2 separate regions of the Homo sapiens genome follow, and region 1 is linked to region 2. The links are chromatin loops, found by intact Hi-C in ENCODE. Cell type or tissue: PC-3. All regions are shown on one strand.

Evidence for each region. Hi-C counts contacts between places; a loop is a spot of excess contacts. Peaks named below come from ENCODE experiments on the same cell type or tissue, not always from the same donor. Only the 100,000 strongest peaks of a DNase experiment are listed, where the experiment ranks them.
Region 1: a loop joins it to region 2, with 9 times the contacts of the local background. A loop is called at or near these places in 3 of 110 quality-filtered maps.

Annotation. Positions count from the first base shown.
Region 1 is chrX:15,141,581-15,146,580 of GRCh38, reverse strand. No RefSeq gene overlaps it. Among named protein-coding and RNA genes, the nearest start is that of ASB9, 130 kb to the left of the region's middle. In PC-3, CTCF peaks have their summits at 2,838 and 3,041 (motif pointing right); no DNase peak of the experiment used is centred here.
Region 2 is chrX:14,961,847-14,966,846 of GRCh38, reverse strand. No RefSeq gene overlaps it. Among named protein-coding and RNA genes, the nearest start is that of MOSPD2, 91 kb to the right of the region's middle. In PC-3, a CTCF peak has its summit at 2,174; DNase peaks (open chromatin) are centred at 2,196, 2,806 and 3,156; H3K4me3 peaks cover 933 bases; H3K27ac peaks cover 2,899 bases.

The DNA of each region.
Region 1 (5,000 bases), 180 kb before region 2:
TTGCTGAGGTTGAGAAACCCTGGAAATAGATGTGCCACAATTTACTTAACAAAATCTCTATTAGTGGACATTTGGAGTATTCTCAATTCTATCTACTACAGTAGCAGTGAATACACAAGAATCTATGTGTTTGTGTATCATTCCAAATATTACTTTAGGATAAATGCCTAGAAGAATAATTTCTTGGTAAAAGATTATACCACTGAGAGGTTATATACATTGCCAACTTGAACTATAAAAGGTTATATGAATTTATATTTTTTCCAAGAATATGTGCAGATGAAACCATATTCTTGGAAACCACTCATAACCTCCATTGGATATTATTAATTTATTTAAGCTTTGCCAAACTTTTTGATATATGGATGTCTACTTCTTTATTGTTGTTTGAAATTTATTAATTGCTAGTGAGTTTAACCGTATTTTCAAATGTTTATTGGGCTTTAGTTTTTTTCTTTTGTGAATTGTTCACATCCTTGATAATTTATCTATTGAGTTAGTTATCTTTATCATTGTGATTTGAAAGAACTTTGTCTCTTATATGTGTTAACAAATATTTTTTCCTAGTTTGCCATTTTTATTTTAGCATTTATAATTTTTGGATATGTGGAAGTGTTACATTTGAAAGAAGCAAATTTATCATTATTCAGATATTTCTCCCTAGAGTTTGTGTCATATTTAGAAGTGCTTTCTCCACCCCCAGATGATTAAAAATACACCTATGTTCTCTTCTAGTACTTTTCTAGTTCCTTTTTGGTCTGTTTGTCAGTTTTACATCTAATCATTTACATCTAGCTCAACTACCTTTAGTATAAATAATGTTAACCTACTGACTTCTAATATAGCTATCACAGCTTCACAGGAACAAGTCGAATGGAGATTCTCATTGCCAAGAATAAGTTTCTAACCTCACCATCTGTAATCCATTCTGGAACACTAGCCAAATTTCTTCATAACATCACCCACAGGCAGGAATGATGCCTAACACTTGTTAAGTGTTAAGCTTGTTAAGTTTAATAACTTATGAGATTTCACAGTATTTTTTATATTTCACATTATTTTATGTATTCATATTATTTCATTTAGTCACATTTCATATTGTTTTATTTTACCTTCACAACACACCTTAAAGCAGGTTGTATTATCCCCACTTTACGGATGAGGCACACTTTAGGCTGTCAGCTTGGCTGTACATGTCTTGAGAATGGTCACTATTTTCTCCCCTCTAGTGTGGGACACTAGATTTATTGAATAAATGCCTGGATGGCCTGAGGCTACTTTACTATGTAAAGGAGATGAGCAGATTGGTTGGATGGTTGGTACTTCTTATCTTTACTTGATTTGGCTATAACTTAATCCCAACATCAGCCTCAAGACAAATTGCCTGCAAAATACTAGCTGATTTGGTTATACTATTTATCCTTTTTGTGCATATATATGTATAAAGATATGTCAATTTATTGCTAATTTAAAATAACACCAAATTAAAATTAGCATGGGATGTGGATGTTTAAGGATCAATAAGTTAATACTTTTGAGAGATTTAGAGTCCGTCAGCTCACATGTTTGGGGGGAGCTTACACACTACAGTTATTGCTAGAACACTAAACAGGATATCTTGGTGAGAGAGAGAGAGAGAAAGAATGAAATTTGTATCCAAATAAATCATAATCATATTTTTATCTAAAAACATTTCTACTTCTGTCCAAGAAAGATAGACAATTCAATTCTTTTGCAAATGACTTGCTACAGTCCCCTGATCACAATAAAATTTAACTCCTAACTACATATTCCCAACATATGGACCACAAGCCAAATTAATTCCCGACTACTAGCCCACTGGAAGGGAAATGCCTAGATGACTTCAAAGTGCTTATAACTGCATGAAGACCAGGGCCACTTTGTACGTGGCTATGGAAACGGGCAGTAGTGTTGGTGTCCTTAAAATCAAGTCCACTCACTTGGCCAAAATGATCATGTGCCAAATTATCAAGGAACATTGTATGAGTGATATGAGGAGATCTTCAGATGCATGCCCCTTTGACTTGTGATTGAATGGTTAGGGCCAGAAGTGGATAGATTCTGACTTTTTGAGTGGTCAGCACTATCGCCATTATTTTTTGGGGAAAATTCTTCTATGAGAAAATGCTAGGAGTATGTCCAAACAGAAGCCTTTTGTATTCATAGCTAGTTGCATCCGTAACCACCAGACAAGAGGTAAAAACTGATAAAAGCTACAGCCTTGGGGATATAACTCTGTCCCTGAGGTCTCCTCAGAGCCTCAGCTTTATACAAAATTTCTATTCCACTCTCAGGCAGCTGTTCAAAGTACAAGAATCTATTTCCCTGATGGGCAAGGAATCTCAGGATAGAAAACATATTCAGAACAAGATTACAGAATTGTACTTTTTCTTCAGTAAAAAAACCATTTTTTTTTCTTGCTTCTACAGAACATCCACAGCTGAGTCCAAATACATTTCAGTCAGATGTCCTTAAGAAAACAAGGTCTTTGGGGCTGATCTCAGACACACTGCAAAGCTCTGTTTGAGACTTTCTTTCCCATTCCTGTTGTCTCAGCCTGTTGCTTCATCTTCCAGAATCCTTTAAAGTTACCTTTTCTTTGGATTTACTACGAGGTTCAGTGCCACCAGGTGGTTCTTCCCAATTCTTCATGTTAGTCAAATTCCTGGTTTGACTTTGCCACTTAAGGACTTAGCTCTGTTCCTGAATCTTGGTCTGAGTTAATCTTGATCTGAGTTAAGTCCTGGATGGCAGAAGATGGAATGAAGGGGTGGAAGGGGCAGAAGATTAAACAGAATATCAATTAGAAGCTGTGTTTGTGGTGCTTATATTTTCAAGTAAGAGAAAATCCCAACCCAAACTCCCAATAAAAAGGGGACTTACTAGTTATCATAACTTCACATTAGTAATAGATAATTTTCAAAACAATTCCACATGTATTATTTCACTTTATTATAAAATACTCCTCTTTGCAAAATTGTTTATCACCGCACTTCAACTGAAAAAGTGCAATTCCAAAGGTGTGTTGCCAAGGGTTACGTGGCCACTAGGTGGCGAGATGAGATTCAGATTGAGGCTTCGGAACTGGTGCTCTACTATACCTCGCCACTACCAGGATTGTTTTAAATGAGAGTTGGAAGTGGGAAACAAAAAGAAGAAAATGCAGAATAAGAAGGCAGTGAGGGGGGAGACTCTGGCTCATTTCAATTAAGGACAAATTGTATAGATTTATGTTTTTTTAAAAATGGGGAGAAATTACTGAGAGCAAGAATGGGGAGAGTGTGGTAGGGAGCTGGCTTCCTAGAGAAGGCTGGGGAATGGGGCTGGTGTTGGGGTGGGAGTCAGCAACTAAAGGCCAAATCCACCTCTTCATGGTCTGACCTTCCAATGATACAAACCCTGCACATACAATGCGTTCCTTATATTTTGGCTTCTATTTGCTTATGTTGAAACAGGTCTTTATGAACTTATACCATACAAAGATGTGGTCTCATGTTTGTCAAAACAATTATCCAAGGTCACACAGACCATTTGCAGATATTTCAACTCAAGAGCTCTGTCCTCACCTGTCACAGTAGGGACACTTTCATTCAGAAGGAGGGAAACCAAGTGAGAAAGGGCAGAAAGGAGTCACCTTTATATTGAATTGCTTAAAATGAGTTCAGCTAGTCTCCTGAACTTTGCCAGTGCTGCCTTCATAGCTGACAACAGCTTTCTTTTGATTTGAAGTTTTGCTTTCCTTGTAAGATCTTTAAAAACACACACACACACACCAAAAACCCTTTCCTCCAAGAGTTTTCATTAATTCAGGATGAGTTAGTCCTTATGCTTCTGTTTTTCTGCCTGTGACATGGTTTGTGGTCAGCTGCTAGATTAAATAGTGAAGGCTCACTCTGAAGATCTCAATTGGAGCCACAAAGAAGTTACTGAAAGAAAGAGAAACAGAAAGAACTGAAGAGTCGTTGTGTAATCACCCACATAAAACAACTTGGCTCTAGGTGACTGGTGTGGCGTATTTGATTAAAACCCTTTTCAAAATGACCTTTTCTCCACCCGCGTGTACTATGCATCTTTCAAAGTCTGAGCTAGGAGGCTTGATAAGAAAGGGCAAGCCTTGACAGGGCTTCTGGGGTGTGATTCACTTGATAAACTTGCAGACCCTGGTGCAGGGCTTGGAGGTGAAAGTGGGAAAGATAAAGCAGAAAATGCAGAATAGTTAGGTAGTGAGGGAGGAGACCTCCCTCTTCAGGGCTGACTGCGCTGACCTTTGGGAGCACTCTCTTTTTTGACTTCCTTCCAGTTGCGTGTGTGTATGCGTGCATGGGGAAGTGTAGAGGACATCTTCTTAATCTCTACCTTGTGCTCAGATGATACAAGCTAGTAATTCAGGGGCATCGCACATACACACAAACTGTAACTCAAGCTTGAAAGGAATCAACTCAAGACAGAAACAATATTTCAGAGATCCTAGCATATACATTCACTTGAATACACATGTATTCTCCCATCCTCATATTTCCATGTAGACCTTAGCATAGACATCTTTACTCATTTTTTAATGTATTTGCAATGTGGGTTTGACAGAGATGAGTATTTCAAAAGTATTACCTGGGATGTAGTTTTATATACTTGTCTCACTGAAATATAGAAATCTAATCAGTAGAAAAACTATACAAGGATGATAGGCCCCTATATACTATGATTTAAGGGGCTTTTAGAAAAAGATTTCCAGATTTTTTTTGAAATTACATCCAGTCAGAAGACTATAGCATTTTTTCTGTTAGTGGTTGCCAGCTTAGTTTCCACATTTTAAAATGAGGCTACTGAGAACTACAGTGACTGAAAAGCTTTCATTGCAGCAAAAACATATTAATATGATCCCGTATCTGTGCCTAACGCTGGGACTTGTATTGCTGTAGCAAACTGGTTTTGTCATTTAGAGTCATTTTTTCAAATTTCACAAGGAGAAGATTATCACA
Region 2 (5,000 bases):
GCCACTGAGCTCCAGCCTGGGCGACAGTGCGAGACTCTGTCTCAAAAAAAAAAAAAAAAAAAAAAGACATTTATGCAGCCAACAAAAATATGAAAAAAAAATCTCATCATCACTGGTCATTAGAGAAATGCAAATCAAAACCACAATGAGTTACCATCTCATGCCAGTTAGAATGGCGATCACTAAAAAGTCAGGAAACAACAGATGCTAGAGAGGATGTGGAGAAATAGGAATGCTTTTACACTGTTGGTGGGAGTGTAAATTAGTTCAACCATTGTGGAAGACAGTGTGGCGATTCCTCAAGGATCTAGAACCAGAAATACCATTTGATCCAGCAATCCCATTACTGGTATATACCCAAAGGATTATAAATCATTCTACTATAAAGACATATGAACATGTATGTTTATTGCAGCACTGTTCACAATAGCAAAGACTTGGAACCAACCCATATGTCCACCAATGATAGACTGGATAAAGAAAATGCGGTACATATACACCATGGAATACTGTGCAGCCACAAAAAGGATGAGTTCATGTCCTTTTCAGGGAAATGGATGAAGCTGGAAACCGTCATTCTCAGCAAAGTAACACAGGAACAGAAAACCAAACACTGCATGTTCTCACTCATAAGTAGGAGTTGAACAACGAGAACACATGGACACAGGGAGGGGAACAGCACACACTGGAACCTGTCGGGGTGGGGGGCGAGGGGAGGGATAGCATTAGGAGAAATACCTAATGTAGATGATGGGTTGATGGGTGCAGCAAACCACCATGGCACGTGTATACCTATGTAACAAACCTGCATGTTCTGCACGTGTATCCCAGAACTTAACGTATAATTTTAAAAAAACTTTAAAAAAGCAAATAATCATTGTAATAAAGTTATTCTCCTGCATACAAATATAAAAATAAAACCATGGAGATATATAAGTTGATATAAAATATGCTATAAAATATGCTTGTGGAGAGCTATACTTAAAATAACTGGATGCATAAGAATTTGAGTTTGGCACTTGTAGCCTCTCAGCACTCTGTGAAGAAGTAAGCAACATAGGGGCCATTATACAGAGGTCATATTTGGGGCCATTATACAAAGGTCATATTATACAGAGGTCAACATAGGGGCCATTATACAGAGGTCATATTATACAGAGGTCATATTTGGCTCATTTGTATAATAGTGCATCAAAATAATACTGTGCCCTTTTTCTTCTTCACTCATAACCTCACTTTTCCAAAGTGATTACTTTCAGGCCAGGTGCAGTGGCTCATGTCTGTGAGCAGTGGCTCACCAGCACTTTGGGAGCCCAAGGTGGGAGGATTGCTGGAGGTCAGGAGTTCAAGACCAGCCTGGGCAACATAGCAAGACACCCATCTCTACAAAAAAAAAATTGTTTTTAAACATGAAAACTTTTGATGGCTAAGAGGAAGGACTTTTGATTCAATAAGCCTAAGTTCAGTTACAGTATTTTCTATTCCAGCATTTTCTAGCTGTGAGATTCTGGGCAGGGTATGTAAACAGCTATTGATTTCCTTATTGGGAAAGTGCAAATAATAGTAGTGACCTTACAGATTTGATATAAGAAATAAGTAAAAGAATGCATGCAAAATATTGGTCCAGTGTCAAAAATATAGTAAGCACTCAATTAAACCTAACCGTTAGTATTATTTCTGCAAATAAGTTCAGTCATATGAAGTTGCCATTTTTGCTTGTCAATAATGGTCAAATATCAGCACTTTCTTCTAGTTCAACCTAATGCACACCATGAAAATCTTTCTAATCTTGAGACCTGGTGGTTTACTTTCCAAAGCTTTGATTTAATGAGCTGGAAGCCTGCACCTGCTTTCCTAACCCTTAGCAACATTTAGAATTCTCTGAACCTAAAAGCATTTGTCATCTTGTACTATTTCTTTCATTATTGGGAGCAAGGCTCTTCTGTGTCAAATTCCCCCTGTGAGAATCTGGGTTTTTGCTGTTCTTACCAAGAGATGGGCAAACTACAGCTATTGGCCACATTGGTTGCCACCCACTTTTGTAAATAAAGCAATGTTGGAACAACAGCTATGCTTGTGGGAAAACACTGTTTCTCTACACTCACACAACCCTTCTGACCCCAAATATGTGGATTTTTTCCCACACCAAATAATTCTGCAATTCTCTGGACACCAGCTAGATGTCCTACAATTCAACTCAATTCTGACACTACCTGGAGTTAGTGTCAAATCCCACAAGTTAAGGGCTCAGTCCCATAAGACTATGCCCACCTCAAATGCCAGTCACAAGTCCAGCCATCCACACTTCTGGACGACCAGCTATAAATTGAGGATTCCCACGGCCCACTCCTCAGGTTTGATAATTTGCAAGGGTGGCTCAAAGAACTCAAAAAAAAGCACTTCACTTAATGTTTACCAGTTTAGTATAAAGGATACAAATCAGGAAGAGCCAGATGGAAGAGATGCACAGGGCAAGTTATGGGGTAAGGGGGCACATGGAGCTTCTGTGCCCTCTCTGGGTACACCAACCTCCCAGTACCCTGATGTGTTCACCAATCCTGACATTCATCAAATCTCTTTTTTCAAGAGTTTTTATAGAGCTTAATCTCCAGCTCCCTCCTCACCTTCCCAGAAGTCTGTGGCTGGGGTAAAATTTCCAATCAGTTGGTTTTTCTGGTGACCAACCAGCCCCATCTTGAGGATATCTAGGGACCCCACCCTAAGTCACCTCATTAGAGTAAACTCAGGTCTGATTAAAAGGGGCTCTTTATGACTCACAAAAGACACTCCTATTACTCAGGAAATTCCAAGGATTTTATGAGCTCTGTGGCAGGAACTGGAGACAGAGACCAAATCTATTTCTTATTATACCACAGTGCTTGTTTATTCATGTATTGGCTATGGCTGTTTCTGCCCTACAGCAGCAGAGCTGAGTAGTTGCAACAAAGAGAGCATGGTTCACAAAGCTGAAAATGGTTATTTTCTGGCCCTTTACAAAGTTTGCCTACCCCTGGTTTAGACTACAGGTTTGCAAATTAGAGTACACACTTCTCAAGATCATAGTTCAGGGGGAAAATTCAAACTTCTATTTAAGATTATTGTTCTCTAAAAAAAAAAGGGAAGGGAAACAGGATTTTCTAGTACGTCACATAAGGGCTTACACTGGCCCCCTCATTCCTTCCATCTGTCCTGTCCATGAGACATCTGGAGAGAGTACTGGAATCCCACAATGAGGAGGAATGGTCAGTGGTGCCTCTAGTTTCATTTTTTTGCTATCAGTGTATGGTGACAGATGGCCTCTGCAAATGTCTGTCTACAGATTGTATTATCTAGTGGTAACTGACTTAAATCTCTGAAATGTATAAGTGGCTTTGAAAGATACCAGTAAACAATAATATTAATAAGATAATACTAATAATGCAAGCATCAGAGAGAAAATAAGATTTACATCAGTCACATGAGTAATGAAAATCAATCAAAGCTGATGAAAAATCAGCTAAGAAAAATTTAAAATCATCAAGATTACCTGAAATAAGGGTTTTCATACAGTATGATTAAGAATGGAACTTGTTAAGCATCTATCATGTTTAAGATATTAGTGAATTAAAATATGAAGCATCCTAATTAGCAAGACATTTAGTATCTATTTTTCTTCACCTTTTTCATATTAATTTGCAAATTTGCTTTTATTTGTAATGTACATACTATATTAAACTATACTATAAGCATATAATTTAAAAATAAATACATAACCGAACATATAACAGTAGGTGGGTACTCAAATTTCCCTTTATTTTCTACTTAGATCAGTGCACAATGAGTCGAAATTGGGCACCGTTAGTCTAGGCTTCCATATAGTGGCGCTTCTTTTGTATTCCACAGGGAAGGGATAGAAGCAGAAAAGTTTCTGTGGGATGGAGTTCCTGATGGCATTATTGAGAGTTGTTTTGGCAAAAGTGGTGCTGGGAAATGAGTAAATGATGAAAGAAGTTCAGACACAAAGTTTAGTTTAAAGGAAACGGAAAAGGGGGCAGTTTCTAGGAGTGAACGTGAGATAGAAATGGAATTAAAGGAATTTTTTATTTTTTTCCATACGAAAGAGACTTGATCATGATTAAAAGCTAATAGAGCTGGGCGCGGTGGCTCATGCCTGTAATCTCAACACTTTGGGAAGCTGAGGCAGGCAGATCACTGGAGGGGAGGAGTCGGAGACCAGCCTGGGCAACATGGCGAAACATCCCCCCCGCCCCCGACCGGCCGTCTCTACTAAAAATACAAAAATTAGCTGGGGGAGTGGCGCATGCCTGTAGTCCCCATTACTTGGGAGGCTGATGCAGGAGGATTTCTTGAGCCTGGGAGGCAGAGGTTGTATTGAGTTGAAAGCCCGCCACTGCACTCCAGCCTGGGTGACAGGAATGAAACCTTGTCTCACAAAAAAAAAAAAAAAAAAAAACGGTAATAGAGCCATTGCTTAAAAATTAGCTGTGTTTTGGCTGGGCGTGGTGACTTACGCCTGTAATCCCAGCACTTTGGGAGGCTGAGGTGGGCAGATCACCTGAGGTCGGGAGTTCAAGACCAGCCTGGCCATCATGGAGAAACCCTATCTCTACTAAAAAAATACAAAATTAGCCAGGCATGGTGGTGCATGGCTGTAATCCCAGCTACTAGGGAGGCTGAGGCAGGAGAATCGCTTGAAGCTGGGAGACGGAGGTTGCAGAGAGCCGAGATCATACCATTGCACTCCAGCCTGGGCAAAAAGAGTGAAACTCCGTCTCAAAAAAAAAAAAAAAAAATTAGCTGTGTTCTAATATTAACACCATCTTATTCACATATTATAACACTGGACCTCTTAAATTGTTAGACAAACTTCCTGTGGTCCCTGTGTGTGGAGGAAGAAAATGGGTTGAAATTGTTAAATAATAGCACATGCTGTCTAGTATATGTATATATATGTATATATATATGTGTGTGTGTGTGTGTGTATATGTATATATATGTAT